3 separate regions of the Homo sapiens genome follow, and all the other regions are linked to region 3. A link is an interaction called in ENCODE POLR2A ChIA-PET data of the cell type or tissue named here. Cell type or tissue: CD4-positive, alpha-beta T cell. All regions are shown on one strand. Links, peaks and the distances in the headings refer to the core of each region. The heading gives the core; the rest is flanking DNA. Region 1 overlaps IATPR (ITGB1 adjacent tumor promoting lncRNA). Region 2 has its middle 19 kb from the start of LINC02644. Region 3 overlaps CCDC7 (coiled-coil domain containing 7).

What was found. ChIA-PET counts read pairs that join two places held together with the same protein. Peaks named below come from ENCODE experiments on the same cell type or tissue, not always from the same donor. Only the 100,000 strongest peaks of a DNase experiment are listed, where the experiment ranks them.
Region 1: POLR2A ChIA-PET joins it to region 3 with 5 read pairs; 2 of 35 experiments call an interaction of 5 or more read pairs at or near these places.
Region 2: POLR2A ChIA-PET joins it to region 3 with 5 read pairs; 1 of 35 experiments calls an interaction of 5 or more read pairs at or near these places.

The regions. Positions count from the first base shown.
Region 1 is chr10:33,104,806-33,115,555 of GRCh38, forward strand. All of the region lies in intron 1 of IATPR (ITGB1 adjacent tumor promoting lncRNA), which reads right to left. Among named protein-coding and RNA genes, the nearest start is that of IATPR, 6.6 kb to the right of the region's middle. In CD4-positive, alpha-beta T cell, for the core only: no CTCF peak of the experiment used is centred there; a DNase peak (open chromatin) is centred at 5,146; H3K4me3 peaks cover 690 bases; H3K27ac peaks cover 3,661 bases.
Region 2 is chr10:30,698,473-30,709,222 of GRCh38, forward strand. It overlaps the pseudogene SVIL2P. Among named protein-coding and RNA genes, the nearest start is that of LINC02644, 19 kb to the right of the region's middle. RefSeq lists enhancers at 3,448-3,587, 3,608-3,657, 6,594-6,653, 6,770-7,293, 7,174-7,223. In CD4-positive, alpha-beta T cell, for the core only: no CTCF peak of the experiment used is centred there; DNase peaks (open chromatin) are centred at 6,319, 6,699 and 7,009; H3K4me3 peaks cover 1,518 bases; H3K27ac peaks cover 3,652 bases.
Region 3 is chr10:32,452,691-32,463,440 of GRCh38, forward strand. CCDC7 (coiled-coil domain containing 7) reads left to right here. Exons shown (of 44, transcript NM_001395015.1): 3 at 654-746; 4 at 3,561-3,644; 5 at 9,993-10,013; 6 at 10,327-10,359. Among named protein-coding and RNA genes, the nearest start is that of CCDC7, 12 kb to the left of the region's middle. In CD4-positive, alpha-beta T cell, for the core only: no CTCF peak of the experiment used is centred there; a DNase peak (open chromatin) is centred at 6,831; H3K4me3 peaks cover 602 bases; H3K27ac peaks cover 1,356 bases.

The sequences.
Region 1 (10,750 bases), core at 2,252-7,251, 650 kb after region 3:
ACAAGCCTTAGTTACTATTGTCTACCAGCTAGAATATGGCAAAAATCATGGTATGCCATTTTCAAGATGAAGATATGAAAAGACTGCACCTTCCATTAGGGGTATCTTCTCTCACATTCTGTCTCTTGGAATCCTCATCTGAGGAAAGGCACATCCTATGTTGTAAACAGCCTTATGGGGTGGCCCACATGACAAGGACTTGATGTCTCTAGCCAAAAGACAGTGAAGACTTGAAGCTTGCCAATGGAACGTGAGTGAACCCAGAAGCAGATCCTTCCCGGTTTGAGCCTTCAGATGACAACAGCCCCAGCCAGCACCTGCACTGCAGCCTTGTGAGGTACCCTGAGCTGGAGGACCCAGCTAAGCTGTTCTTGGATTTCTGACCCACAGAAACTGTGAGATCATAAATGCTTGCTGCTTTAAGCTGTTAAATTTGGGCTAATTTATTATACACAATAAATAACAAGTACATCCACTTATAGTGGGTTTGTGAAATAAAATTGAGGCATGTTCATGTGATAGGACATAGGTCAGTCATTAAAATGTGAAATAGAAGAATATTTAATAACATGACAAAATATTCACAATACACTGTTATTTAACAATATCAAATTGTTGTTAAACAACTGGTACTATATGGTACAAGATATATGTGAAAAATACTAAATTTATATTCACCAGCATGGGTTAAATATCGAAAATGGAATTTATGGCTGGAATATTTGTTATTTGACGTACTTTCTACATGTACTTTTAAAAGCATGTGCATGACTTTTAAAAGCAGAGGAGAAAAAACAATGCACTCTTAGACTGCACACAGAGGGCAGACCTTAAGCATGGATCTAGTATAGCCACACTTGAAGATACCAGGACATTTTGAGGGGGATTTTTAACCTACTGAACACAAACTGATAGCTAGCACTGTTCAAGCTCAACTTCAACACTGCAGATGAGTAATTCATTTAAAATAAATATTCATTATTTATTAGGATCCAGGAATGCCTTCTTCCATAGGCGTATTCAGCACATCAGAAATGTCCTTGAAGCACCCATAATTTCAGCCCTTTGGAAGGCTGAGGCAGGTGATCACTGGAGGCCAGGACTTCGTGATCAGCCTGGCCAATATGGTGAAATCCCGTGTCTCCTAAAAATACAAAAATTAGCCAGGTGTAGTGGCACATGCCTGTAATCCCAGCTACTCGGGAGGGTGAGGCAGGAGAATCCCTTGAACCTGGGAGGCGGAGGTTGCAGTGAGCCAAGATCACACCACTGCACTCCAGCCTGGGTAACAAAGTGAGACTCTGTCTCAAAACGAACAAACAAACAGACAAAAAGGAAATGCCCTTAAATCTTTAGTTGCACTGGTTATCCATCCGAGGTTCAGGCACCCTCACTGAAAATGTCATAGAGAGCTTCTGTGGCTCACAAGGAGAGTTGTTAGATCACAGGTAGTCGGTCAGCCAGAACAAGACAAAGCCTGGGAAAATTCAGTGCTTAGGACTTGATTTTTAAATCGCTTTGCCAACTTAATAGAGGCTTAAAATTTTCCATACAATTCCCATACTAGTGATATGGACAGGAGGTGGGGAAATACTGGGTAGAAGAGGGTGGTTCCCCGGCAAAGTCCTCACCCTCAGGCCTGGAAACCGCGGCCCTAAATGAGAACGGTTATCCTTGTTTTTCAGCCCAAATGTTACTTTTTTGGTTCTCCTTGTCCCTTCCCCACCATCTTGTGCCCATATAAATCCCAGACCTCAGCTGTCAGATAGTCAAGCAGCTGAACATGGAGAGGAGAAGGAGCAACTGAGTGTTAGAGACTATGGATAGAGGTGGCTTAACTTCAGAAGGCATGACTCCAGCCGCGCTTCAGGAAAAGATCACCTTCTTTCGGCACCATCATCTTTCCAGCTCCCCTCCGCTAAGAGCCACCTCCATCACTCAGTAAAACCTCTGCATTCACCATCCTTCAAGTCCGTGTGACCTGATTCTTCCTGGATGCTGGACAAGAATCAGGGTACCAAGAGGGCAGGGTGTATGCCACCGTGATTCTCCACTGAGCTGGTTAACACTTAGCCATCCGTGGACGGCAAATACTAAAAGAGAATTGTTTGCAACACATGCCCTCTGGGGCTCCAGAGGTCGGGGGCAACCCCTAGAGGCTGCTGTGGACCAGTACAGGGTTCGTTCCTGCTGGCGCCTAAAGACACTCACCCTGGCTCTTTCACCCGCTCACCTGCATGCTCCTCCTCCCACAAGGGGTTTAAGCTCTGCTGAGCAAAATGAGCCGCCCCCCACCCCACTGTCGCAGGTCCCACAAGGGGGTCAGGGAACTCTCCCATCTCACTGGTTTCCTCAAAGCAGTAAGACACTAGAACTCACTTTTTCTAGGTGGAGATGAAATCCGTATACTGCAGTTGAATAGCTGCCACAGCAAATAGAAATGACCGCTATGGTTTGTTCCTAATTATGGTTTTAAATTTCTATAGGATCTCTTCACTTTGGGGAGAACTTTTTCACTATTGGCTTTTGGAAATAGACATTATAGTGATTTGGCTCAAACAGAAAAAAAAGGCTTCTTTCTGAAAAATCTAGAATTTTCATCAGTTTTGCATTCATTCTAATTAAACGTAGGTGTAATATTAAAGTGAAGTAACCTCATCCTCATTTCTTAGGAAAAACATCAACCAAAACCGTATTTTTCATGTTTCATTTCAGTTTCTCTAAAGTATCAGTGCACTGTCCATCATAAGCAATTGAAAGAGTTTGTGCTAGTAACTGCTTTGCAGGATATCAGAGTGAGTTCAGACAGCCTGAGTTTGTTCCCCATCCCACCATTCAGTGACTCTGTGACTTTCAATTCCTCAGTTTCCCTTATCTGTATCACAAGCACTTGCTTCACAGAACGTTAGGAGGGTGAATTTAGCGAATGTTGTTAGAACCATGTCAGCTATGAAGCATGTGCTCAGTAGATATACTCATTACTCTGGAGACTGATCAATATAGTCTCAGTAGAACTCTTTCTGAAGACAGACTTGGTTTCAATGAACAATTTAATCAATGGGAAATATTTTGTAGAAATAGAGAATTTAACAAACTCTTGGATTATCCAATGCTGCATGATAAATTGATGGAGTCAGAAGACAAAGTGCAATGCAGGCTTACTGGGTAAAGCCCAAATTCCTCAATCTTTTGGAAATGAGAAGAAGGACGCTTAAAGCTCATTATTGTCATGGATCTGGGAGGTTTTTACAATTCCCAGGAAGGTTTAGAGGAAGGTTTAGATGGCTATTAATGTAACTGACCCCAGGCGACTCTGACCCAGGAAGTTCACAACAGCCTTCCCAATGAATCAGGTCAAAAGGTCACCTTTTTTTTTTTTTTTTTTTTTTTTCAGAGAACGGGGAAGATGCTAATGTGGGAACTGGTTAGGAGAGCATCTGGACATTGCTATTCTTAATTATTCTGGAAGCAAAGAGCAGAACAGTTGAATCACTTTAATGAGAGTTACAACTTGCTGAGGTTAAACCAGTGTCCGCATCTGGGAACCCATGCAAACTATTCAGGAGGTAAAGAAAGAGACCAGGAAGGTAGATAGAAAAATAGGGAACTCACTTTTTAGGATTTTTTCGAGCCTATTTTGTTAATATCAGTATCTATCCTTCCCTTTGTATTCTTGTGAGTCTTCTTTTCAATTTCTTCTAAGGGACTTGATACAAGCTTGGGTTTGGGACATGTTCTTACTAATGGACCAAAGGATAACATCAATAGCACCAGGTACCTGTTCTACACCACATGCATCATATGTATCATCTCAGTTAATCTTCACAATAATCTTGTAAGGATGAGACTTGAACCTTCATTTGACAGATGAGGAACCTAACGCTCAGAAAGGGTAAGCAATTTGCTTAAAGTTACACAGCTCAGACATGGCAAGTTGAAGTTTAATCACAGGTGCACCGGAGTTCAATGCCTAGACCCTTTCCTCTGCTTGTTCCAGGGTCTCAGAGGAGGAAAGGAGAACAATTTATGTCAGATAAACTTATTTGCCCAAAACATGTGTAGGAATTTACGTCACTGCACTCATTTCTACAGCCTCGTTTGTTCACAAAATGCTCTAATCACAGATAAGTGGGAGCCACCTTTCTGAACAGAGAATCGTTGGAGTAACTTCAAAGCCACCAGAAATGTAGGGGAGTTTGGGATAGAACCTTGAAATAATTTTTGGTTACCAGTAAGCACAACAAATAAAACAGTGAAGTCATTCGTAGGAAGATGTGAGAAAGTGTTTAAAACACAACTTTTGAGAGTTAGAAAGACCTAGAAAGAGTATCACTGGTTCCCTTGGGGATTTCACCAGTCCTTAGCTACAACACAGTCAGTTGTATAGAGCTTTCGGATGTGCGTATATGTACAATTTCGAAAAAGTTCAATTGGTTCAATTGCAGAAAGCTGCCCCAATCTGCACATGGGCCAATTTCCATTTGGTGCTGAAACAGTTTTATAGAAATTGCAATAATGTAGCCCACTCGCTGCATGGACAGAAGCTGCCTATTTCAAGTTAGGTGTTCATTCAATTTTCTTGTCCTTTATTTCTATATTTAGTTTATTCCCTTCCAAAGATGTGTAACGATAAGAAAGAGAGAAGAAGTAAGGAAGGAAGATATTTTCTTTTCTCTATATGTGTGTTTTATCAACACAGCCTCAGCTTGAGATCTCTTGGGAAAAGCATTTCAAGACAGGCAGAATGATGTCCTTCCTGCCACAACATAATTTTCCAGTTGCCAGGGGAAAACTACATATTGTACCCAAAACAACAACCGAGAGAACAGATAATAATCACTCCCTAAGAGCACTTGCTTCAGCTTCTCTCAGAAAAGGCTGCAGAAACGATCTTGAAGTTACTATTAACTCTGTATTTTAAAAGAGACAAAATGGATTCCTGTCCTTCCTTGCTGGAATGGCTGTATCGCTTTCTGCAGTCAGGGTCTCCATTTTTACTTAACAAAATCTAGCACGGCTGGTCTAAAGGTATGGGAACAGTGAAAGGGGCGGATCAAGAGAAGTCTGCTGAGGGGTTCAAATTTCTTTCTTGGTCCTCCCCCCAAGATGTTCTTGTCAGGTGCAAAAATCCTGTGATCTGCACAGCAATGCGTGTGAAAACCACATGTTTTGATGCAATACAACTGTCCTTGCACAATTCTTATCCGGAAGCTTATAAGAAAAGTGCGATTTTCTTAGAAGCACTCGTATTGAATGTAAGTGTATCCTTTCCCCAATACTCAGAATGTTGTGGTTCAGCAGCAGTGACCAAACCCCTCAAGTAGCTGCCCTATGAAAACAAATCCCCCCTGCAGCTGGGTTTTTTTTTTCTTTTTTTTTTTAGGAGCCACACAGGCCAACATCCTAAGGATTTTTGCAAACTGTAGCACTGAGTGGCTCTGCCCTCTCAGGCCTCCCTTAATGAAGACCTCTTGGAGGACTCATATTGAGCTATTATTGCAGGCATTGCCAAAGGCTTTCTTCACCCCCACCTGTGAGCTCTGCAAAAAACCCAGAAGTGGTTGGCACTATTTTTATCAAAAGCAAATAAAAAATAATAATTTCCTCAGGATATACATCCTCTCAGAAAAGAAAAAAAAATTTCTCGTTTTGACAGAAAAAGGAAATGTATAAGCAAGTCAGTGGAGAACTTTCTTCATTTTTAAATTATCGACTTTCCTCCGACTGTGGCGGGGTAGAGATTCTTAGGCTTGAAAGGGGTCTCTTGAGGTTGCCCAATTCTCTCCCCATAGCTTTGATTCCAGCAGATAAGGATCTAATTTCTCAACCTGCCAAGAATGGAGATTGCCCAAGGTCCCTTGGTACCTCATTCCAGTGTTTAACAGCCCTCACTGTCATGAAACGCTTCTCGGTGCCTAATGCAAGCCCCCAGTATTGTAATTTTGTGTCTCCTTCCTGCTGACACGTCCTCAGGGAGGTGCAGTCCATCTCCTTCCGATCGCCCTGTGTCAAGGTCCTTCCTAAACTTGAAGACTCAGAGACAATGACTCCTCGCTCTTCCCTATTCCAGAGCGAAAACAGAAATTTACTTTCTTTAATTTCTCCTTTTGAGTGTTAGGTCTAACTCATTTGTGACTTGCCTCTCAACTCTGGCCCCCCGACCCCGTCTACTTTTGCCTCCTTACTTCTGAAGAGAACTCCAAAGTCTTAAGGGAAGATCACCCTAGGGTTCCCTCTACTACAATGTTCAGATTTATTTTTCACATCCAGAAATAACTCAGTTAACTCAGGGTCGTGAGGAAATTTTTGGGCTGGCTCCTCCTAAAACTAGTATGGGGAAGGATTTTTTTAGTTTTGTGAACCTCTGGGAAATTAACCAAAAACTCCCCCACAGAATGTATTAAAAACAAGAGGCCTGAATCATCTATTTTCGGGTCTGTGTTATGGTTGGATTTTTAAAGGTGAAAAATAGCTGGTAGAATTAATATTGAATAAAAAAATCAGCGGTGGCTTCATATCTTGTCCTGGCTATGTTAATAGGAGAGGCATAATTTGTCACTCTGAAATATTAAAATTCTACATAAATGGGTACTCCTTATGGATTGATGAGTCAACTGAAACAGAAGGAAGGAAATTGTATGGTTCGCTAGAGTCTTGCAAAGTTCAATGGAATCTTCCATAGAGTCCTTCATGCTAGTCTTTACTCACCAGTTAAAGCCCAGTGGCCACCCACCATATACGTAGCTACCCTGGAGATGTGCTGGGGCACTTTACCCAGTTTTGAAATACATCTGGATGTTCCTAACTCAGGGCTTTATATCTGTGAAATTTTGATTAGCATGTGCTGAGCAACTGCTTGGCGTTAACTTTTCATATGTGAAATAGAAATTACGGACATGCTGAAGAGACACTTTAGGTTGGACACTCCCACTCCAGAAATAAATCAATGAGACCATTCCAGATTTTTCAAGCATCTTAAATAAAGGAAATTCCAGCTCGCCATGCGAAATCCTTCTGTAGAGAAAAGGAAGTGGCCCAAGCCGGCAACTTATTCTGATGAACAGCTTGTACATTCAGAACAAAAGTGAGAAGCTTCATGGTTGTAAAGAAAAGTGGTAATTAAATCATGCGTCAAAGTGCACTCAAAATATTCTTTTTAAAAGCTTATACATGACAGCACAAGAGGTTGCTAGTTACATGTATTGTTTTTAAAAATAAACATTATTAGGTTCATGCAAAAGTAATCTCAGTTTTTGCTATTACTTTTATTTATTTATTTATATAAATTTTTAAAGTTCTGGGGTACATGTGCAGGATGTGCAGGTTTGTTACATAGGTAAACGTGTGCCAGGGTGGTTTGCTGCACCTGTCAACCTGTCACCTAGGTATTAAGCCCCATGTGCATGAGCTGTTTTCCCTAATGCTCTCCCACCTCTGCCCTCCTCCAACAAGTCCCAGTAAGTGTTGTTCCCCTCCCTGTGTCCATGTATTCTCATTGTTCAGCTCCCACTTATAAAGGAGAACATGTGGTTTTTGGTTTTCTGTTCCTGCGTTAGTTTGCTGAGGATAATTCGCCATTACTTTTAAATGGCAAACACTGCATTTACTTTTGCACCAACCTAATAGTTACATTTTTAGAACATTTACTTCCATGGACTAGGAAACCTAAGATGTTATCTAATTAATTTTTATAAATGAGGTCTGGTTGGGCTGCGGGTTGGTTGGACGGGTTATTGCCACTTACAAATGGATAAAAGTGAAAGGAATTTAATAGTCTTTTCTAAGGTCACAAATGGCTCAGTGGTGGGATGATTAATTCACACCCATGTGGGCGTCAGGGGACTAACATCCTATTTCTCTTCTGAACTATATTATCCAGGAGACCTCCATAGGCCAAAGGCTTAGGAGAATTCCTGATGTCTTCTCTTCTCCACTGCTGGGTGGTGATGTTATCCATCCAAGAAGATAAAAATCATAGAATATTTTTTTTCTATGATATTCATTCATTTTTGAATGAATCTTGGAGATACTTTAATGCAGCTTTCTTCTTTCTATAGATAAGCCAGCTTATGCCTCTGAAAGGTTATCCAAAATCAGGCACACATGATTAAGAGCAAAATAGGGACCACAACGCAAGACTTCTGGCTCTTCTACTACAGCAACTGAAAGCAACAGTGAACATTACTTCATTTATGGTGTAATAAAACCAACTTCAAAGTCCATTTAGGCCCAGATGACTCTTGGTCTCATGCTTGACACTTCTGTTACCTATTTGAGGCTTACTGTTCAAAATATTCATAGACTGTACTTAAGGTACCATGTGTTCCTTCTGGTAAATCAAAAGTAGTTTTTATGTTATATTTAGGGGCAGATTTCATCTACTAGCATAAAACATTATGATAAACTCTCCCCACCCCCTAACAAAGGCATTTCATTCCACATGTCGTGAGCAACTGCTTGCAGAGAACATGCACCATGTGAAAAAGTAATTATTGCCTTGCCTAAGGAATGAAGCTGACTCTATCAGCATGTCCAGGCTTTTGCAGATAAGTGAGCAAAACCATGGCTTACTAAGAACACTGCAATTTTTTTTTAACCTTTTGAAAATTCATTCTTTTCTAATGATTAGTTATGGGGAAAAGTGAGTTAAGTACTGCTTGACAGTTTGCTCTATAGAAGCTCTGTAATATCACCTCTCCTAGTCTTCTTTGATATAGAACCAACCATCTGTATCGATGACTTCTTTCCCTCTTTAATAAGTTGTAAATTGAACAGCATAATTCTTCCCATGTCCAAGACTAGTCAGCCAAAATACTGTGTTCGGAATTTGGCTGGCTGTATGTTATAACTTGTCTGTCATCACTTTCTTTCATTACAGCCCTGTGGTTGGTTTTTGTAGACTTTAAGGATCCGTTCGCTAGTGATTCATTTCATTTGGGTATATGCTACATGTTATTCTGTGCTTGTGTTAGACCAAAATGTCACATTCCACAAGTGTGTCCAGATGATCACTAAGCATTGGAAAGGAGTCAGTTTTGGAGTTGGCCGAGCTTCCTTCTATAAGACTTGTCTTTCAACAATTGATAAGGTTGATCAAATCTTTCAGCTTCGATCTGTTGTGTCCTTATTTCATAGAAATGGCCCATTTTTGAGTCTTAGAGTTTACTCTCTTTTTACTTGTGAATATATCTGAAATGAACACTTACTAAGACATAAATTCCAGTGAAAGAAGGGTCTTTCCTTTTGATTATCCTCTTTTAGAACTCTCCAGAAAAGGAATGGACAATCTTTTAAAGAGAGGCCTCTTTGTTAGTGGAAGTATTTATCAAGAGAATGGATTTCCACGTTAATCAGAGATTGCAATAGGAACTTCCTAAAACTCCTTCTGAAGTTAAGATTTCTTGAAACTCTTCTCAAACACTTGGTTTAATGTAGGGGGCGGCTAGAGGAAGTTGAATAAATATAAAGAGCAAGTTTTTGTTTTGTGATCATTATTTTTAGTTTTACTTGAAAAAGTAAAGGTGTTCTTCATTGGTTTTTGTTGAAAGAGTCCTACAGGATAAGGCTTTTGTTTTGGAACAAGAGAAGAGCGGTTGAGCTTGTTTGGTGTGTGGGAAACAATTTTAAAGTGTGACAGATATTTCTGTAGCAGATTCTTCTGCAGCAACAGCCAGAGACTGGTTTATTGTTTCAGTAGGGAAGTAGGTATCTAAGTCAAAGGTAAGATGGGGCAGATATGCAGATTGTCTCCTCATCTATTTACGAGGTAACCTTTTTCTAAAGCCAGAAAAAAACAGCTAATCGTTGCATCTTCTGGTTGAGGTGGTAAACAACTCAGTTATCAACCGGCAGAGCATAGCTGTTGGTTTATAATTCAAGTCAACCGTGCAGGAAGGAGGGAAGTAGAGGAGATGCAGTTTCATTTCCCATTAACTCCCCTGACCTGAATTAAGGTGGGAACTGAGGAGAACATCTGTAAAAATAACAGCATGCAAACTGTACAAGGACAGGGCCATGCCCAGTTAACCCGCTGTTTGAGGTCTAAATACTTTTTGGTTATTGTGCAATATGAGTAAAACATCCTCAGAGATGAATCATAGCTCTAGAATTTTAGATTATCACTGCATATGACAATATAAAAAAATCCATGCTCCATTACACCAATTTAATAAAGCAATGTGGCATCTACCTGCCTGAACACCAAAGACACGCAACCTTATGAAAAGAAAAAAAAAATCCAAATATTCATTCTTAGAGAATCACGATTTCATTGACTGGATCAGTGTCGGCTGCCTTCAGTATAAAAACAGGACAACTTTGAATATATCAGAGACTCTCCAAATATCATCATGGAGATTTACTAGGAGCCTTCATAAATATAGTGAGTAATAAAGCAATTTCTAGGGACTATATAGTAATCTTGAATTCTGTGATTCATATAAATGTGAATTATTAATAGAAAATAATCAAAATGATTTAATAAAAGTACATGTGTTCACATAGAAAGGGGGAAGAGAGGCCGGGAGTGGTGGCTCACGCCTGTAACCCCAGCACTTTGGGAAGCTGAGGCGGGTGGATCACGAGGTCAGGAGTTTGAGACCAGCCTGGCCAACATAGTGAAACCATGTCTCTACTAAAAATACAAAAATTAGCTGGGTGTGGTGGCCTGTGTCTGTAGTCCCAGCTACTAGGGAGGCTGAGGTGGGAGAACCCCTTGAACCTGGGAGGTGGAGGTTGCAGCAAGCCGAGA
Region 2 (10,750 bases), core at 3,703-8,702, 1.8 Mb before region 3:
CTGGGGGAAAATTCCAAAGTGCTCTCTTCTGCAACCCAAAGAGGTACAGCCTGTGGCCTCTGCCCTTCAATGAGAAAGCACATTGAAAGCACTCAGCACAGGCTGCCCAATAGATTAGAGAGTAAGTTCCCAATAAAGGTTAGCCAGTGTCAGTATCCATTGTAGAACATTTACAGCTTTTTAAAAGGATTTTCCTTCTTTCTTTTTTTTTTTTTTTCCGAGACAGAGTCTTGTTCTGTTGCCAGGCTGGAGTGCAGTGGCAAGATTTCGGCTCACTGCAACCTCCACCTCCCGACTTCAAGCAATTCTCCTGCCTCAGCCTCCTGAATAGTTGGGACTACAGGCACATGCCACCATGCCTGGCTAATTTTTGTATTTTTGGTAGAGACAGGGTTTCACTATGTTGGCCAGGATGGTCTCGATCTCCTGACCTCGTGATCCAGCCGCCTCAGCCTTTCAAAGTGCTGGGATTACAGGCATGAGCCACTGTGCCCAGCCAGGGTATTTGTTATTTCACCCCTTTACTGACATCTTAAATGCTAATATGAAATCCAGAATATTGTTCAGAGGTGGCATGGATCATTGACAGCATCATAGGCAAAATGTAAATGTTACTTAGTCCTATCTGTTGCATTTTGTATAAATATTAATGGAATATTTTTCAGTCCTTAAGTTTGAGGAATAATAGATGCATATACATATATATAATTTATGGATTTGCCAATTAATGTGCTGTTTTTGTCCTGTCATGCCAGTAAATATTTATTAATTATATACTTTTCCAGTACCGTTAAGTATGCTAAGTATTAAGAAAGTGGAAGACACGCAAGGCCCTTAAGTTTAATTGGGCGGAAGAGTATTAGAAGGAATGTAATCTGGAGCAAGGTTGACTGTGTGATATGTATGGTCTTTTACATGGGGGAAACGTCACAGAAAAATAAATACAGGAATCATCAGGAATAATTTTCAATAGAAAGTGAAATTGAGCCAAGTTTAGAGTTAAGCAAAATTTGAATTGCTGGAAGTGAAGGGAGAAATCATTCTAAGAGAAAGAATAAAACAAACTATGAACGTAAGAAATAGCATTACATTCATGTATTCATTCAGCAAACACTTAGTAATCAACCCCTCCTGTATGTATCACCATGATCTGATCCCTGCCCTTAAGGATCTTGGAATTGTGTACTGGAGAGAAGACACCATTGGACCATGAGTGCCTGGGGTATATGAAGTGGCCTCTGTGTATATATTAAGTGAATGAACGAGCACATGAGAGGGGGAGGAATAGGGGAGAGAGGCAGGAAGTCGACAGGAAGATGTACCTAAAGAACTCTTGTGAATCGCAAGTTGTAAGCAGGTTGAGAGTTCAGAGGAGGGAACATTATCCTGGCCACTTAGGACACTGGGAGGAGGAATCGTGCCCACAGGGCAGAGGCTGGCTCGGTGGGGCAGTGCCAGCTGAGATCTCCTGGCCTTTTTGTGTCTGTGCTGGTCACCCCATTAGGATTTCTGTCTTCCTCCGTTTGACTCACTGTCAACAGAGACCCTGTTGCACCTGATTCAACTGTTGCATGTTCTTGAAGTTAACAAATTCTTTTGTGCCATTTCTCCCAGGTACTGGTGTTTGATTTTGGTAGTGAAGTTTACGTATGGCATGGGAAAGAAGTCACGTTAGCACAACGAAAAATAGAATTTCAGCTGGCAAAGCACTTATGGAATGGAACCTTTGACTATGAGAACTGTGACATTAATCCCCTGGATCCTGGAGAATGCAATCCGCTTATCCGCAGGTACTACTGCCCCCACCTTGGGACGGCTCCCTGAGCGAGCTGATTCCCTTCGATCCCTCTGTTCTCACCACAGTCCTCTACTCTCGCTCTTTATAGGGTTCAGTTTTCATAAACGATTATATGCAGTGGACTGTGAATATTCACAAAAGGAACAGTTCTTTAACTTTTATCTAACTATTATAGAAATATGGATGCTGTCGTCTTCCAGAAGAGGTTTGTTATAGTTGATTTCTTGAAGTGAGCAAGAAATGCTGCAAGTTCCTCCCTGCGGCATTCCAAGTGCTGCTGTGGCAGATGAACAGCAATTGTTTAAACAAATTACATGCGGATCTGAAAGGCTTCCCCGGGTCTGGAATTCAGCCATTGATCTGAAAGTGCAAAAGCAACATGCCTCCCTCTAATTTCATACCTTCCCAGCATCGCCCTCGAATTCCAGGATTTATTTGGCAGCAGATGATGTTTATGTCTTTATACCTTTTGGGAAGGGAAGAGGGAGAGGAGATGGTATTAAAACAATGATTGCAATTGTAATATTCCCTGCAGGTACTAGACTCTTTAAAGTTATTTTTGAAATTGAATAGAATATGTGCAAACTCTAAAATTGTGATTATGAGAAAAAAATTCTTACATGCAAAGGATTGTTGTTGTCTTTTTAACTATCAGACCAAAAAAAGTAGTGCTTTTTAACTATGGGTGCTGTTACAATAGATGAGAAACCAATGAACCAACAAACAGCATAGAATATTGGGCATCACACAACTACATTTTAATGTTTTCCATTGAACTGGTATATGAATTTCAACTTTCCTGCCTAGTTTCCTGCTTTAAAATCCAATTATTGATTTTCTTATTAATTATTATAGAAATCATTAAAATTATGTCAGTGTGGTAAGAAGTTTTAATGTCCTTGTTAAGCAAATGCACTAATGTTTAACCTCAGTATGGTAACAACTGTTGTTTTAAGGACTGGAACTACAACAGCTCAAAAGATTTTATTTGGTATAGCAGAGAAAAAAAAACAAGCTAAAGCATAAAAATCTATGTGATAGCCAACTGTATTTAATAGTGGCATAATCACAGATCTGAAAGTAGATGACTGAGCTCCTAACCCACTGGTTTTCAACATCTCTGAGACAGAATCACCTGAGGGGCCTTTAAAAAAAAGGCATTTGCTCAGCCCAGCCCCAGAGATGTGTTTTCGTTTCATGTGAGTTACAGTTTATGTGTCAATATGTCTTAAAAGCTCCCAGGGATTTTAAGGTGCAGCCAAGATTACGCACCCAGCCCTTCTTAGCAAATGAGGCTGAAACCACTGAGCCCAGTTCCGGCTGTAGGTCAGGGCAGTGCGTGGAGAAACACATCTGGCTTCTGGCCCAGGTTCATCCCCCTCACCCTGCAATCTGCTGCATCGCTTGCTCACAACGCTTCAAAACATAAGTGACAGATTCTAAAGCAGAAACCAAAAGCCCTTTCAATTATCATCTTAGCAAGCCTGCAGAGTAGGACTGACATAAGAGACAGTCATTCAGATATTTTCTGATAAAGACCACACAGCCTTTCAAGACCACCGTGCATTTTCCATAGGTGCTTATGTTTGGTTCCTAAAGTCCCATAAGAGCATGAGGTAGAAGTGTCTGTGCTCTATGATTTATCCGGCAGCTTTCTTTGAATCAGGCAGCCTTTTTGATGTGCCTCAGCTGTGACATCAGCAGCTGTGGTCTTGACCAAGCAGGAAGTGACTGAGGCAGTAGCACAGCAGGGCACAAGCAGCAGCGGGGGTTGCTCTAAGAGGTGGCTGCATCCCAGGCCAGATTCACAACCGAAGATGGGTCTGGAGGGATGAAAGATCGTGCATATTATTCCAGGGCTACTCCCTCCGCAGCACGCATATCTTCTCTACCTTTTGTTTTATTTCTTTTTCTTTCTTTTTTTAAATTTTTAATTAATTAACTTATTTTTTTGAGACAGAGTCTCATTCTTGTCGCCCAGGCTGGAATGCAATGGTGCTATCTTGGCTCACTGCAACCTCTACCTCCTGGGTTTAAGTGATTCTCCTGCCTTAGCCACCCGAGTAGCTGGGATTACAGGTGCCCGCCACCACATCTGGCTAATTTTTGTATTTTTAGTAGAGACGGGGTTTCACTATGTTGGCCAGGCTGGTCTTGAACTCCTGACCTCAGGTGATTCACCTGCCTCGGCCTCCCAAACTGCTGGGATTACAGGCATAAGCTACCACACCCAGCCCTCAGCTCTACCTTTTTCTAAATTACCTGTGTTCTTGGGGACAGCACAAATTCTGAAATCCCAAGCCCGCACAAGACCTCCTATCTTTCTGTGCTCTCCCCATCTGCCGTCTTGGTCAGTGGCCTAGAAATAAGTGCACAAAAAGGCACTTCAAGATCTATGAAAGTGTGTTCATTTTAGTGATGGGAGAATCTCTGTACTCTGGAGAGCTTTGTTGTAACATGAAATAAAATAATAGAGAATTGAGGAGGGAGCTACCTCTTCCCTACGTCTATTAATTAATTGGAGGAAACTTGGTGAGCATTTGCAGGTGACTGGGTGGCACAGAGTAGATGACAAGTGAGGTTTGCCCACAGCTCCTGCTATTGCCGAAATCTCCACCCAGCGTGCCACTCCCAGGGCATCCCAAAGACAAGAATTTGCTAGAATGTGGCCAGGTACAGTGGCCCACACCTGTAGTCCCAGCATTTTGGGAGGCTGAGGTGGGAGGATTGCTTGAAGCCAGAAGTGCAAGACAGCCTGGGCAACATAACGAGACCTGGTCTCTATTAAAAAATTAGCTAGGCATGGTGGCACACATCTGCAGTTCCAGCTATTTGCAAGGCTGAGGCAGGAGGATCACTGCAGCCCAGGAGTTCGAGGCTGCAGGGAGCTATGATTGTGCAACTGCACTTCAGCCTGGGCAACGGAGCAAGACCTTATCTCAAAAAAAACAAAAAACAAAAACAAAAAAAACTTGCTAGAATGTAAGAAAAGTCTAGTCCTGACATGGTTCATGTCACATTAAGGCACATCAAAAACTCCATGGACACAAAGCTTTGCAAGACTTCAGACTAAAATAACAAAATGTCAGTATTTGGTAAAATGCAGGAAAATAAACCATTTATTTTATATGTACTCACGTACTTTGAGGTTTTTTCCAGCAGCCGCATGTGTTTTAGATTCCTTTGTTTAAGCTTGGCTTCATCTTGGTTCTTTTCCTGTCTGTTCTCCCAACCCCCTTCCCACCCTACAGAAAAGGACAGGGGCGGCCCGACTGGGCGATATTTGGGAGACTTACTGAACACAATGAGACGATTTTGTTCAAAGAAAAGTTTCTGGATTGGACAGAACTGAAAAGACCAAATGAGAAGAACCCCGGGGAACTTGCCCAGCACAAGGTATTCCAGTGACCAAGTCTCAAACCTCAGGGCTTGGTTCGGGTCCCAACAAAAGTGGCCTTGATGTAAAATGATCAAATCAGGATAGTTCGCATGGCTGTCACCCCAGATGTATCATTTCTTTGTGGTGAGAACATTCAAATCTTCTCTTCTAGCTATTTTGAAATATGCAATACAGTATTGGAAAACAGTCACCCCACTGTGCAGGAGAAAACCAGAGCTCATTCCTCCTCTCTGATTGTCATTTTGTACCTGTTGGCCAACATCTCCCTATCCTCCCTGTCCCGTCTCCTTCCCACACCCCCTTCCCCATGAAACAGATGCATTTATCAACACATCAAATCATATCCATAATAATGTGTCAACTAAAATACTTTTTTAATTAAAAAAAATGGACACACATACACACACACACACACACACCCCTTAAAGCTAAGAGGCCTTCCCAGGATTCACTAATAGAACAGCAGACTGGCCTCCAATTCTAATCTGACTCTGGGAGGTGAAGAGTCGGGTTTGCACCTGTTTTCAGGCACCCCATGCACCAGTGTGGCCAATGGGTGTTCAGACCTGCCAGAGTCTTTCTGAAAATGCAGCCTTTCCCTGACTGCAGTTAAACATCCTGAGACAGAGTGTGGAAGGTGTATTTTTATGCTGTCCCATGAACAGCTGAAGCAGCGTTGAGTGTGACAAGGAATAGCTGCGGAAACAGGCAACTGAACCGATGTCTTCATGTTCCCCTATAGGAAGACTCCAGGGCCGATGTCAAGCGGAACAACGTGACACGGATGGTGTCCGTGCCCCAGACGACAGCAGGTGCCATCCTGGACAGGGTGAACATTGGCTGTGGCTGTGGCCTGGTGGAAGGACACCACAGGAGGCAGTTTGAGATCACCAGTGTCTCCGTGGATGTCTGGTACATCCTGGAATTTGACTATAGCAGGCTCCCCAAACAAAGCATCGGGCAGTTCCACGAGGGGGATGCCTATGTGGTCAAGTGGAAGTTCATGGTGAGCACGGCAGGTTAGTGAGCGCTTATGGCTTTCTCCAGCTGAAAGAGGTCAGCCCAGCAGCCCTGCGGGAGCCAGCTTCTCCAATGAACCCTGTCATGCCCTCTGCTGCGTGCGTGCAGTGGGGCACCGCAGTCATACGCCTTTGAGAGCCAGTTAGTAAACCACAGAGATGAAAAGAAGTAAGGCCGAATTCCTAACAACCTAGCATTGCCGAGGCCGCTGGTGTTCACCTGTAGAAATTGAACTTGCACATCAAGGCTTCTCAGCTCCCTCTCTCCCTCCCCTGCCCCTGTCCCCAGAGATTTTCTGGGAAAGAGATGATTGGCCTCTAAATGGTATTTCCCATGTGGCTGTGTGCTGCTTCAACTAAAGTCGTTAAGTAGAGCATATCTTCGTGATTTAAAGCTGGAACCAATGGTGCTGTAACATTATAGTAAATACATGCACAGAAGATTGATTTGAAAAGTGAAAGAGGCTGTTTCTCCTGAGACTGAGAGCACAGGTGGTGCTTTGTGGGTCTGGTGTAGTAAATGCAGAGTCTAAACTCTCCTCGGTTCCTGATGGTGACAGACCCCATTGCAAAACACTCACCCGGATGCTTGGCGCTGGGGAAAGGGGGAGTCCGGTGAACTCCGGAGAAATCATCCCTTTCCTTGCCAAGGAGGAGCCTTTCCCACAGCGCTCCTCACCCCTTCCCATTTAGGAGAGCATGCAGGTCACAGGTCTGTGATTTCAATTCAGAAGGGAGTTTTTTCACCTCTTTTCAGCCTCCTTGCTGTGCGGGTGCACCTGCCCCCGGGGCCACAGGAAGCACAGGCAGCTGTTTGCTGATCAGAAAACTGCAGGCTTGGAACCACGTGATTTCTTTCCTGATTTATACAAAATGCATCTGTTTCATCAACTGACACCATTTCCTGAGCATCTACTCTATGGGAGACACTTTCTGTAGGGACCAAGTAAAGATTTCAGACCCTGTCTCCAAGACAGTTATCCATGATGTAAAGCAAGTGCAGGAACACCCAGCAGGCGGGTCTCACTGAGCACACGGCCAGTGGGGCTGTGTGCTGTGCAGAGCCGGGCTGTGGCCCAGAGGTCCCCCTGCCCCCTCAGGGCACGATGCTGGGGGCTTTACCCTGCCTCTAGCTGAGTGCCTCCTGGGTTTCCTGAGACTTGTTCTGTTGTGATGCTAATTTCTCAGATGAGGAACAGGACCTTAAGATCAAGGAACCTGCCTGAAGCCACAAGCTAGCAGGGAGTGGAGCGGGACACTCACATCCAGGCCTGCCTCTTTTCAAACCCAACTGTGCTGCTAACCCACCCTGCATGCAGGGAGTCAGAGTGGGGCTCCAGCACAGGATGTGGAGAGCCGTGAGTTTGGCTACAAGGAGGGGCCGAAGATCCCAGTCACCAGACTGTGGAGCAGGTCAGGGTTGAACCAGCAGCAAGGCGACTTGAGGTTGGGCCGCTGAACACACCAAACTTCAGGGGCTTCTTAAACAGCAGGAAGGGGATCTTCCAGGGCCCAGGCAGCTCCAGCCTCTCCTTCCAGGGAGTAGTGGGGTGTCAGACAAGGACCCCCAGTGGGAGGAACTCCCTTTCCTCCCTCTTCCCCTCCCCTCCGCTCCCCTCCCCTTCCCTTCCCTTCCTTGACAGGGTCTCACTATGTTGCCCAGGCACTTTCTTTCTTCACTTCTTTCTTTCCTTCTTTTCTTTCTTTCTTCTTTCCTTCCTTTCTTCCCTCCCTCCCTCTCTCCCTCCCTCTCTCTCTCCCTCCCTCCTCTCTTTCTTTCTCTTTCTTTCTTTCTTTCTTTCTTTCTTTCTTTTTCTTTTCTTTTCTTTTCTTTTCTTTTCTTTTCTTTTCTTTTCTTTTCTTTTCTCTCTCTCTCTCTCTCTCTCTTTCTTTCTTTCCAGCAGACTTATAACTTTGAAAAAGTCCAGCTTTGGAGAATTAAGATAGAGCAGGGAGCGTTCAGATTCCAGACCATCCCTCCAGCAGGGGGGAAGCACAGCCCCATGGCACTTGCAGTCACTCCGTAGCCAACGCGGAAGCTCTGGCCCCTTGGTGACACTAGTCCGGCTCCCCTATCACTTGTGCGCACAAGGGCCACACCTGCAAACAGGACTGAGTCAGAGCTCAGGGTGCACTTCTGGGAGAGGGTCAGCAAAAGCAGCAGCTGCACAGGTGGTACAGCCTCCACTTGGCCAATGCTGGCCGGCCTGCTAGGGTCAATGTCCTGGCCCAGTGCCTGCAGGGTAGGGTTGCTCGTGCCCCACCAGGGTCAGGAGACAGCTGCTTGAGGTGCTCAGGGATGCTGAGCCAGGCTCCTCCGGGGCGTGATAGGGGTTTAATTTCTATAAATAGGTGGCTCTGGGGCAAGAATACTTAACCACGAGCAGTCTTCATATCTCTGTTTTCTGTTATTCCTACTGGTACCAAACTTATTCTTGAAACTCTTTTGATGGCATAACATATCCAAACTTTATTTATTTATTTATTTTATTATTTTATTTATTTATTTATTTATTTATTTATTTATTTATTTATTTTGAGACAGAGTCTCGCTCTGTTGCCCAGGCTGGAGTGCAGTGGCATGATCTCGGCTCACTGCAAGCTCCACCTACTGGGTTCACATCATTCTCCTGCCTCAGCCTCCTGAGTAGCTGAGACTACAGGTGCCCACCACCATGCCCGGCTAATTTTTTGTATTTTTAGAGAAGTGAGGTTTCACCGTGTTAGCCAGGATGGTCTCAATCTCCTGACCTGGTGATCCGCCTGCCTCGGCCTCCCAAAGTGCTGGGATTACAGGCATAAGCCACCGCGCCCGGCCCTATTTATTTTTTTTGAGACAGGTTCTCACTCTGTTGCCCAGGCTGGAGTGCAGTGGCGCAACCTCGGCTCACTGCAACCTCTGTCTCCTGGGTTCAAGCAATTCTCCCTGCCTTGGCCTCCCAAATAGCTGGGATTACAGGCCCCCGCCACCACACCCCATTAATTTTTGTATTACACTTTAAATTAGGCAACTGATCAAGGCTGTGAAAAGAATGACCCCATAAGTTCTTCACACTGAAAATTGAATATTTACATTGATAAAATTAAAAATAAATACACATAAGAAAAATTAATTTGTATATAGGACTACATTTCAATACATGCAGGAAAACTGTAAGGAAAATTAGTGAAATGCCCATTTTGTAAAATATCTTTAAAGAAATAAAAGTCTAGGCTTACATCTGTAATCCCTGAGTTTTGGGAAGCTGAGGTGGGAGGATCACTTAAGGCCAGGTGTTCAAGACTACCCTGGGCAGCACAGTAAAACCCCATCTGTACAAAAAATTAAAAAATCAGCCCAGTATAGTGGCATCTGCCTGTAGTCCCAGCGCTTTGGGAGGCTGAGCCAGGAGGATCACTTGAGCCCAGGAGTTCAAGGCTGCAGTGAGCTATGGTTATACCACTACACTCCAGCCTGAGCAGTAGAGCAAGACCCTGTCTCTAAAATAAAAATACTTTTAAAAAGAGATACAGTTGTATTTTGGGTATATACGGTCAAGTCTGTTTAGAATGTTAGGACGTAATATTGGTTATTTAAGTGTAAATGTGTATTTACACAATGTATTTGAGTGCTAAAAATGTCTAGGTCTTTATAGACTGTTATGAGCTATTTGAAACATGCCTTTCCCCAGTAATCTAGTTGGTGCAACAGATTTTCACTACTTTGAGGAACAGGATTGCTAATCAAAGGCAAAATTTTTTTGCTAAGTTAGCAGAAATTTCAGTTGAGTGGCTTCCAAATTAATTATAGTTATTTATAATGTAGTCATTGATGGTTCCTATTTTATTTTGCCCTCTCAAAAACATACAAACTTAGCCAGTTCAGATCCACAGTGGATGGTACGAAAGGCTGTTTTTAGTGAAAATGCTTTAAGAAATTATTAGAATCATTTATGGAACCTACGTTACAGATACTTTACCAAACAAATGGCCAAAAAACAAATAAAAATGACCCCTGAACTTTTAGGAACTTAAATGAGTTTTCTTCTTCCCTTCAAACCTCAATACAGTTGTAATGTTGGAAATGGGATTGGAGCTAGGAAAAGTTGCGGTGATATAGAACCAGAGACTCCAGTTTTTTTTGTTTGTTTGCTTGCTTGTTTGTTTGTTTGTTTGTTTTGTTACGGAGTCTCATTCTGTTGCCCAGGCTGGAGTGCAGTGGCACAATCTCGGCTCACTGCAACCTCCATCTCCCGGATTCAAGTGATTCTCCTGCCTCAGCTTCTTGAGTAGCTGGGATTACAGGCATGTGCCACCATGCCCAGCTAATTTTTGTATTTTTAGTAGAGACGGGTTTCACCGTGTTGGCCAGGCTGGTCTCGAACTCCTGACCTCATGATCCGCCTGCCTCGGCCTCCCAAAGTGCTGGGATTACAAGCGTGAGCCACCGCGCCCGGCCAGTTCTTTTACTATTACAATTTAGCAGGTCTTCTCCACCTCGAAGCTCGGATTAATTCTACCTGTGTTTCCACAGTGCTTTGAATTATTTCATAT
Region 3 (10,750 bases), core at 3,831-8,830:
CAGGTGATCCACCCGCCTTGGCCTCCCAAAGTGCTGGGATTACAGGCATGAGCACCATGCCTGGCTGAAACTTTAGCTCTTGATGTGGGGAAAAAATTTCCTTTCTCTGAGTTTCTATTTTTTTCACTGCAATCCAGAATTGAATTGTAAATGTACCAAATAACAATGAGGAAGAGCACAAATATAAAAAAATATATAGTACATCAAACTTGTACAGTACAAGTTTGTTGAAAGTTTGAGGGGTTAGGCCAGATAATTTTCTTTAAAAATTCATTGCTTTCTGGTCTCCATCTTTCTATTTCCCCTAACTCTCTTCAGAGGAGAAAGTCAAGGCAGACTTTGAGGAAAACTCTACTTAATGCTTCAACCACTCATGGACAGGCCCTCTCCGTTTTAAGATAGCTATCAACACAGAAATGGTAGAGTCATAGAGCATCTCTCTATTGCTAGGGAGTAGGGTTAAGGAATATTGCTTTCTCCTCATGATGACATGAAATTGGGTATGGGATGAAAAATTTAAGTTTATGGCACTGGAAGAAATAAGTCTTACTGGTAAAAAGGTCCTGGCATAATTGATTAAATATTATTTACATTTAATATAATTAATTTTAAACTATTAAAGTATCTAATTGGCTTTTATTTTTTTTTTACAGGTTGTTTCCACTTTGGAAGAAACCTATGGACATTGCGATCAGAATGGAGAAGAACCATTTGTAAAGCATGAACATGAAGAATTATCTTTATCTGTAAGTATATGCAACCCTAATATAGAGACATTAACACTGAAAAGGGTCGATTTTCTTTTTAAAAATATAAATTTAAAATATTTTCTTTTGGAGTACTTATTATATCCTCAGAATGAATTTCCCATCCATGAAAATGATCCTCTTAGAAAATTACTCAACCCAACCAAATCCCTCTTGACCTGAATTTTGCCAAGAAGTTTGCAGAAAAGGAGTTCTACATACCCATTAGGAATGACCAACATTTTAAAGATAGAGAATAATCACATTTTAGTAAAGATATGGGGCCACAGGAACTCTCATACAGAGCTGGTGGGAACACAAATGGTACTGCTATGTTGAGAAACAGTTTGACAGCTGCTCACAAAGTTTAACATATACTTAAAAGATAACCACCAATTCCACTCTTAAGTGGTTATCCAAGATTAATGAACACATACATCCTCACAAAGTCTTGTATATAAATGTTTATAGAAGTTTCGTTCGTAACTGCCAGAATAGCTACTGAATCCAGCAACCCAAATATTTACTAACTGGTGAATGGATAAGCAAATTGTGGTATAGCATACAATGAAATACTCTTCACAATAAAGGGAACAAACTACTGACACATAGAACAATGTAGATGAATCTCAAAAACATTAGGATGTGGGGAAGCTAAATAAATAAGGCTACATATCATATGATTCTATTTATATGAAATTCTGGGAAAGGGAAAACTGTAGTAAAGGACCAGTGTTTGTCTTGAGCTAAGGTAGGAGGGGAGAATTGACTGCAAAGGAGTACAGTGAAGCTTTTTGAAATGATGGAAATGTTTTATATTTTTATTGTGGTGGTGATTACCCAACTATTAAAAGGACTATGTAATCACAATCCTTATCCTGCATGACCTTGTGGTTATTATGTTTTGAAGCCCTGCCAGGAATGAATCAAAGAACCAAAACTAAAATCTGAAATTGAAGTCCAATAGAAACTGGGATGACTAGAGGTGGGAGGGAGGCGGGGTAAGGGTTGAAAAACTAGCTATCGGGTACTGTGCTCAGTACTTGGGTGACGGGATCATTGGTACCCCAAACCTCAGCATCACGCAGTATATCCAGGTAACAAACCTGCACATGTACCCACTAAATCTAAAACAAAAGTTAAAAAAAAAACCACCAAAAAAATAAAATAAAATGAAATTAAGTTCACTTTCCTGTGGTCTCCAATACTGACAAAATTGAAGAAATCAGCCCTTCGGATATCCCCTTTATTTTACTGAATTTCTTTCCTCCAATGATCTTGTATTTTATTTCACATCAACCACTAATGGACAAAGTGATATCCTGTAGTCCTTACCATAACTGTTTCATAATTTGAATTTCAGTCATCCTAATCTGTGGCCACCACCTCCTGTCTTTCCCACTCAGTCTGTCCAATATTCTGTCTCCAAAAATCCTTTGATTTCACAGGGAAACATAATCCATTGGTCTTGCTGCCTTTTTAGTGTCCGAAATCCTCCTTGTGCCCTTACTTACCCAGCTTAAATAGCATGGTCCACTATTATCATCACTCCCTTTCACACGTACTTAACTCTCTTGCCCTGTTCTGCTTTATTGGTCTCATTTGGTTACATTATAAACTTGGTCAAATCAATTTCTATCTTCTCTGTATTTCTCTATCTTCTCTATATTTGTGGCACCTGAATGTGGGTGGAAGAAGTAGGCTAATAGTTTCTCTTTATATTTGTGATTAGTAACACTAATCTGTTCATTTTCCTCTCTGCTGGATGATTTAGTTTTTTTTCCCCGTCTCCTATATGATTATAGGTCTTTATTGTGACAAGAAGTATGTGAGCCTCTCAGCATATTTATTTATTTATTTATTTATTTATTTATTTTATTTTATTTTTATTTTTTTGAGACAGAGTCTCGCTGTGTCACCTAGGCTGGAGTGCAGTGGTGTGATCTTGGCTCACTGGAACTGCTGCCTCCTGGATTCAAGCGCTTTTCGTGCCTCAGCCACCCACGTAGCTGGGATTACCGGTGTGCGGCGCCTCGCCCAGCTAATTTTTTTGTCTTTTTAGTAGAGACGGGATTTTGCCATGCTGGCCAGGCTGGTCTTGAACTCCTGACCTCAAGTGATCCAACTGCCTCAGCCTCCCAAAGTGCTAGGATTACAGGTGTGAGCCACCGCGCCTGGCTCAGTATCTTTAAATGTAATGCTCAGGGAATATATTCTTCATGGAGAACCACTCTATGAAAATCCTAACTGTATATAAGCCTGTAATATTTGTTTATCATGAGTCAATTCTCTGATTTACGAATCACTGCTTTACTAGAAGGGATTTGATCGTTATGACATTTAAGCTGTAACTATTTTTTCCTCAAAGTTGTGTATTGCCCATTAGGTGAGAGCAGAAGACTGCAGTTCATGGCAATTATACAGTTAGGTATCATAGGTAGTAGTCATTTTCTAACACCAAGAGATTTTTTTTTTTATGGTAATGATTACCTTTTATTGGGCCACCCAGAAATTTCAGTACTATGAGGCTGGGATGCTGGATTTTCTGGAACTGTGTAGAGATGAATGAGAGGAGAGACATGGCTGGGTATATGTCACTGATGGGCCACTTCCCAAAGTGTACTTTCTTTCATATTTTTTCTTTGGGAGAATTTGCTAGTATGGCATTTGAAGCATGGCTTCTTGCTGTAAATGTTTGAAGGGACATAAATTACACAAAATTAAAATTTTTCAAAAAGTAAATATGCTAGAAAAAGACAGACATGCATATGGATTCTTAAATGTAACTTTATGTTTTATTATTCTTTTCAAAAGGTTGGGGATGATATGAATTCATTCTTGACATATTGTTCGCAATTTGCAGCTCAGCTAGAAGAAGCACTTAAAGAAGAACAAAATGTATGTATTCTGTATATACTGTCAAGTATAAAATATCAAACTTGTACTGGTTGTTGAAAATTGAATCTGCTATCCAGTCAGCCAACATTAATCTAGATTCAGTGTCTTAAGAAATTATAAATGGCATTGGAAAACATTATTTATTTATTTTTTATTCTTTTTTTTTAATCATCATCAAGGGTTTTTACTATGCCCAAATGCAAAGATTATGCCACTGAACCACCACAAATAAGACATGAACTTTGAATTAATTCTTCAATAGTTGTGTGAATCTTAATGAATCTGCCATATTCCCTCATTAAGAGCATGTAAGTAGTTACAAGGTAGTTAATAAATAGTAAGGTTGTGGCAATCAGCATCAAAGAGAGAATGATTGGCCATTACAGAGAATGACCACACAATCATGGTTTAGTACCATAAGCCTTATCAATTAGCTATGAGTAAAATGTAAGACTACAGTGGAATTGTTGCAATTGTCTTTTTTTTCATATAATAGAATACACTTAATTTATTGCTTTTTCTGGCAATAGTATTTAAATTGGCATGTAATAATTATACATATTTATGGGGTACATAGCGATATTTTGATACATACAATGGGTAGTGGTCAAATCAGAGTAATTAGCATATTCATCACGTCAAACACCTAGCATTTCCTTGTGGTGGGAACATTCAAAATATATAAAATATATATATATATAATAAACCGTTGTTAGCTGTGGTCACCCTATAGTGCTGTAGAACACTATAACTTATTTCTCCTATCTAGCTGTAATTTTTTATCGTTTAACCAACCTCTCCCTATCCTCCCTCACCCCTACCCTTTCCAACCTCTAGTAATCATGATTCTACTCTCTGCTTCTATGAGATCAGCTTGTTTTAGCATTTGCATATTGGCAAGAACATGAAATATTTATCTTTCTGTTCCTGACTTATTTCTCTTCATATAATATCCTATAGGGCTTTCCATGTTGCTGTGAATGACAGGATTTAATTCTTTTTTGGAATTAAGAGTGAAATCTTTTTTGGAACTGAAAGTGGCTGAATAGTAGTCCATTCCCCCTATATGCCACATTTTCTTTATTCATTTGTCTATTGATGGACATTTAGGTTGATTATATATATTGGCGATTGCAGTTTAGTGCTGCAATAAACATGGAAGTACAGATGTCTCTTCAGTGTACTGATTTCCTTTCCTGTGGATATACACCCAGTAGTGGAATTGCTGGATCATATGGTAGTTCTATTGGTAGTTTTTTGAGGAGACTCCATGCTATTTTTCATTATCATTCTACTAGTTTAAATTTCCACCAAAAGTGTATATATGTTCCCTTTTCTCTGCATCCTTGTCAGTATTTATTATCTTTTTTCTTTTTGATAATAGCCATTCTAACTGAGGTGAGATGATATCTCATTGTGGTTTTGATTTACATTTCCCTGATGATTAGTGATGATGAGCATTTTTTTCATATACTTTTTAGCCATTTGTGTATCTTTCTTTTGAGAAATATTCAAGCCATTTACCTATTTTAAAATCAGTTTTTTTTTGCCATTGAGTTGTCTGAGTTCCTTATATATTTTGAATATTAATCACTTGTTAGATGAATTTTTTTTTGCAAATATCTTTTTTCATTCTGAAGATTGTCTTTTCACTCTGTTGGTTGTTTCCTTTGCTGTGCAGAAGCTTTTTAGTTTGATATAATACCACTTGTCTGTTTTTGCTTGTGTTGCCTATGCTTTTGAGGTCCTATGCATAAAATATTTTCTCAGACCAATGTCCTGAAGCATTTCCTCTATGTTTCCTTCCAGTAGTTTCATAGTTTTGGGTTTTACATTAAAGGCTTTAAGCTGTTTTTGAGCTGATTTTTGCATATGGTGAGATTTTGGGGTCTAGTTTCATTCTTCTGCCTATGGATATCCAGTTTTCCCAGCACCATTTATTGAAAAGACTGTCTTTTTCCCAATGTTCTTGGTGCTTTTGTTGAAAATTTGTTGGCTATAAATAAGTGGATTTATTTTTTGGGTTCTCTATTGGGTTCCATTGGTCTGTGTGTCTGTTTTTGTGCCAGTACCATGCTGTTGTGGCTACTATAGCTTTGAAGAGTATGTTGTGTGTGTGTTTGCATGTGTGTGTGTGTGTGTGTGTGCTTTTTTTTTTTTTTTTAAAGAGACAAGGTCTCACTTTGTTGGCCAGGCTGGAGTGCAGTGGCACAATCATAGCTCACTGCAGCCTCGAACTCCTGGGCTTGAGGGATCCTCTTGCCTCAGCTTCCCAAGCTGCTGGGATTACAGGCATGAACCATGATGCCTGGCTAACTTTGTAGTATATTTTGAAGTCAGATAGTGTGTTGCCTCCAGCTTTCTTCTTTTTGCTTAGGATTGCTTTGGCTACTTAGGGTCTTTTGTGGTTCCACATGAATTTTTAGGATTTGTTTTCTATTTCTGTAAAGAATGTCATGGTATTAATAATTAATATTGTTAAAATGACCATACTACTCAAAGCTATCTGCAGATTCAGTGAAATCCCTGTCAAAATGATACTGGGCTTAAGCCCAGTATTAATATTAATTCTTCTAATCCACAAACATAGGATGTCTTTTGTTTTTTTGTGTGTGTCTTCTTTAATTTCTTTCATCAGTATTTTATAATTTTCATTGTAGAGACCTTTCACCTCCTTGGTTAAATTTATTTCTAGGTATCTTATATATTATTTTGTAGCTATTATAAATGGGATTGGTCTCTTGATTTCTTTTTTTCAGCTAGTATATAAACATGCCACTGATTTTTATATGTTGATTTTATATTTTGCAGCTTTACTGAATTTATTCATTAATTCTAAGAAGTTTTTGGGTGGAGTCTTCTATGTATATGATATGTATATAATCATGTTGTCTGCAAACAGGGACACTTTTGAGGCCCTCCACTTAGTTGCTTTTCTTCCCTAGGAGAGTTCTGAGTTAGGTGAAACTAACTCAGTTTAGTGTGAACCTCTAGAGAGCTCAAAAGTGGGAACCTCTAGAGAGCTCAAAAGTGGGAACCTCTAGAGAGCTCAAAACAGTAACACAATTTCTTGGGAATATGTCTGCTATGCTCTCTCCAGAACCACTCAAAATGAGGGTTGCTGTTTTTAAGACTGCTACTGTGCTCAAGGAAGGGGTGGGGCAAGACCGAGTTAAAATACCACACAGTTCTCTTGTGGTGTTCAAGCCACATTTTATTGATGTGGCATTGCTTGGTTGCTTTAAATCTTTAACTGTTTTTCAGAGTTCTAACAAAATTGGAGCATAAGCCTTTGGACTTCCCTGCTGCACATTTTTTTTTTTTTTTTTTTTTTTTTTTGCTGTTAGCACTCTTCAAATACCCTAATAGTTTTTTTCCTTGATACAAATTTACAATTGACTTTGAATTTTATATGTATAGCATTTCAGTAGACCAAGAATAACCAAGTGAGTCCTGAAGAAAATGAACAAGGCCAAAGGACCTACCCTAACAGATATCAAGATTCATTATGCAGCTATATCAATTATGATTATGTGCTTTTGGTGCAAGCCTGGATGAACTGATGAAATTGAACAAAGTCTCAGATATTGACCCTTTTATATATGGAAAATTTTGTTGATGACAGAGCCAGCAGTATAATAAATGGCTTTGGGACAACTGGTTATTTATAAAGGAAAAAACTAATTTGATATATGATCAAATATGATACTGATGATGTAAGTATATGACCTGGAGCAAGAAACAATCACAAAACAAATACAAATCATAAAAGGCAATATTGATAAATTCACCTATATTAAATTTATAAGCTCTGTATATAAATAATTCATAAAGAGAGGGGCAAGAGAAATTTCAAACAGGGGCAAAATTTGGATCATGTATACCTGACGTATATGTGTATTTAATCACATGAAGGATTATCTAGATTATATAGATAATGTCTACTTATCAGTAAGTAAATGATTAAACAAATCATTACAAAATAAAAAGGCATTTCACAGTGGATCAGTTTTTATTTTTCACTCATTTTTATCAACAATGATCTAGATTTAGCAGTATCAGTAATTGATGCTGTGGGTTTCCTCAGTAATTGAGAAAGGCACTGTTCTCGTTAAACTAGGAGTGGTTTAAATTATTGTAGAACTATGGCTACAATGAGTGGTTGAATTGATATACGCTAAAGTTTCCCATCAGGTTCCAGTGCAGGAAGGGAAGTTTTGAGAACCCCGGAATCTTTCTTGACAGTGGAAAGAATTAGTTATTCCTAGGTATAATGTGCTTTAGTGGACATTATTTCTAAACACTTACGTAGCTGAAAATATTTTTCTTCTGACACAGACATTAATTTGCTTTGGTATATTTTCTGAAGGATCTCAGCACTTTTTGCGTAGATTTATGCTTTCTTATTTAGCTTAGTGATTCTCAGACTTTAGCATGCAAAGCAATCACCTGCAGGTCTAGTTACAACACAAATTGTTAGTCCCACTTCTAGAATTTCTGATTTAGTAGGGTAGCGTGGGGCCTGAGAATTTTCAGTACTAATAAGTATGCTTGTAGGTGGTGCTGATGCTGTTGCTGTGGCTCCTTACTTTTTGAACCACAGATCTAGAGTTAGTGTTGCGGAAGATAAATTTAATTTATCTAGTTTAATTTTTGTTCAATCTTATGTTACTCCCTGAATGCACGTAGTAACATTTTACTTTAATAATGTAATTGAAAACTTTTACCCAATTTGATAGGGTGGGGTTTTTGTTTTTGTAGCAAATGTAATCACTTTAACATTAGATATTTAAATGGTAAATACTGATATTTTGAACTGTGTATGGATGCTCCTCAACTTATGAGGGAGTTACATACTGATAAACCCATCATAAGTTGAATTTTTCATATGGTGAAAGTGCATTTAATACACCTGACCTACCAAACATTGTAACTTAGCCTACCCTACCTTAAATGTGCTGAGAACACTGGACATTAGCCTGCAGTTGGGCAAAATCATCTAACACAAAACCTATTTTATAAGGAAGTGTTGAATAGCTCATGAAACTTATTGAATACTGTACTGAAAGTGAAAAACAGAATGGTTGTAGGTGTATGTGGAGTTCAGTTTCTATTGGTTTTTGTATATTTAGTCAGTTTCTCTTGTAATTTCTCAAACAAGTAATTTGCATTTTTCATTAAAAATATTAAGTAGTATTATATTTTATATCTTGATTTTCTAGACCGTTTAGCAGGAACAGAGTTGTATTGAGAAGATAGTGTTGGGAAGGTGATGCTTTTTGTTATTGTACTTGCTGCTGTATGAAAAAAATATAATGCTCCTCTGAAAGGAATTTAAATTTTATTCCTTACATATATGTGTGTGTGTGTGTGTGTATATATATATATATATATATGTATATATATATATATATATACATATATATATATGCACATATGTACATTTTTTTTTTTAAGATGGAGTTTCGCTCTTGTTGCCCAGGCTGGAGTGCAATGGCGTGATCTCGGCTCACCGCAACCTCCGCCTCCCGGGTTCAAGTGATTCTTCTGCCTCAGCCTCCTGAATAGCTGGGATTACAGGCATGCACCACCACACCTGGCTAATTTTTGTATTTTTAGTAGAGACGGGGTTTCTCCATGTTGGTCAGGCTGGTCTTGAACTCTCGACTTCAGGTGATCCACCTGCCTTGGCCTCCCAAAGTGCTGGGATTACAGGCATGAGCCACCCCACCCAGCCTCCTTACCTATATTAAGAAAATATATGAAATAAATTTGGGAATTGTTTGGGGGCCACCTAATATAGATATATTAGGGCCAGGCATGATGGCTCATGCTCAGTGTTTTGGGAGACTGACATGGGAGGATTGCTTGTGGCCAGGAGTTCGAGACCAGCCTGGGCAACATGGCCAAACTCCATCCCTATTAAAAACAAAATTAAAAATTAGCCAGGCATGGGGGTGTGCCCATGTAGTCCTAGCTACTCAGGAGGCTGAGGCAAGAGGATCACTTGAGCCCAGGAGTTCAACGTTATAGTGAGCTATGAGTGCACCGCTGCACTCAAGCCTGGGTGACAGTGAGATTCTGTCTCTCTTTCCCTCTTTCTCCCTTTTTATATATAAAAAGAAAAATTATTTTTAAATTCTAGAAAGAAGTTGTCTATGCAAGGTGAACTAAAAGCACTGTCTGTAAATAAAAAATTTTAAGTTTCAACTACAGATTTATAAAGTTATATTTTAATACTTAGTACATTTTTGTGATTGAAAATTGCAAAAGACTGAACTAAATATTATATTATACATTGTGAAGCATTCTAATTTTAAATGTGTTAATTAAAACTTTATTTTTCAGATTTTGGAATCTCTTTTTAAGGTACGTTCAATATATTACAGCTTAAGCCTACTAAAACTTAACACAGAAATACATGCCAATGAAGAAGAGGTTTCTAAATTTTAAGGGAGTAGAAGGAATTCCATACTTGCTGCTCTATATATTTAAGAATTTTATGTTCATTTGTATAGTGCATTAGCCCCATTCTGAATCCCAAGTGATGTTTCGGTCAGGGCTGATATTTGATGGATGAAGATTCAGAGACACAGACACACATTTATATAGATATTTATTTCATCAGTGCAATTTAAGTAGTCACTATTTCTTTTTTTGTCCCTCTTTTGTTTTCTTAAAGTGGTTTCAGTGGCAGGTCAATCAGATGGAAGAAGTAAGTCTAACGTTTTAAAATTGTTAAGTTAATATTTTTTAACTCATTTGAAAAGCAATTTGGATTATGTATAAGTTAAGTATGTATAAGTCATTTTTGAATAACTGTTGGTTATAAAGTAACCTTTTGGTTTGGGTAGACAAGGAATAAGTGGATGGGATAAAATATTTCTCAGTGACCTACACCCTATATCCCTGCATATATCTGGTATACTCCAAGTTTGACTGACACATTTTTTTTCCTAAAATTGAATAATGGAAACTAAGTTATTATTTTTTCCAATTTACATAAAAGGGTGATGAGAGAACCTTTCACTTTAAATATTTCTACCATATTTTAAAAAATCATGCTAAATGATTATGTATGTGTAGACATAAAATTATGTATTGAT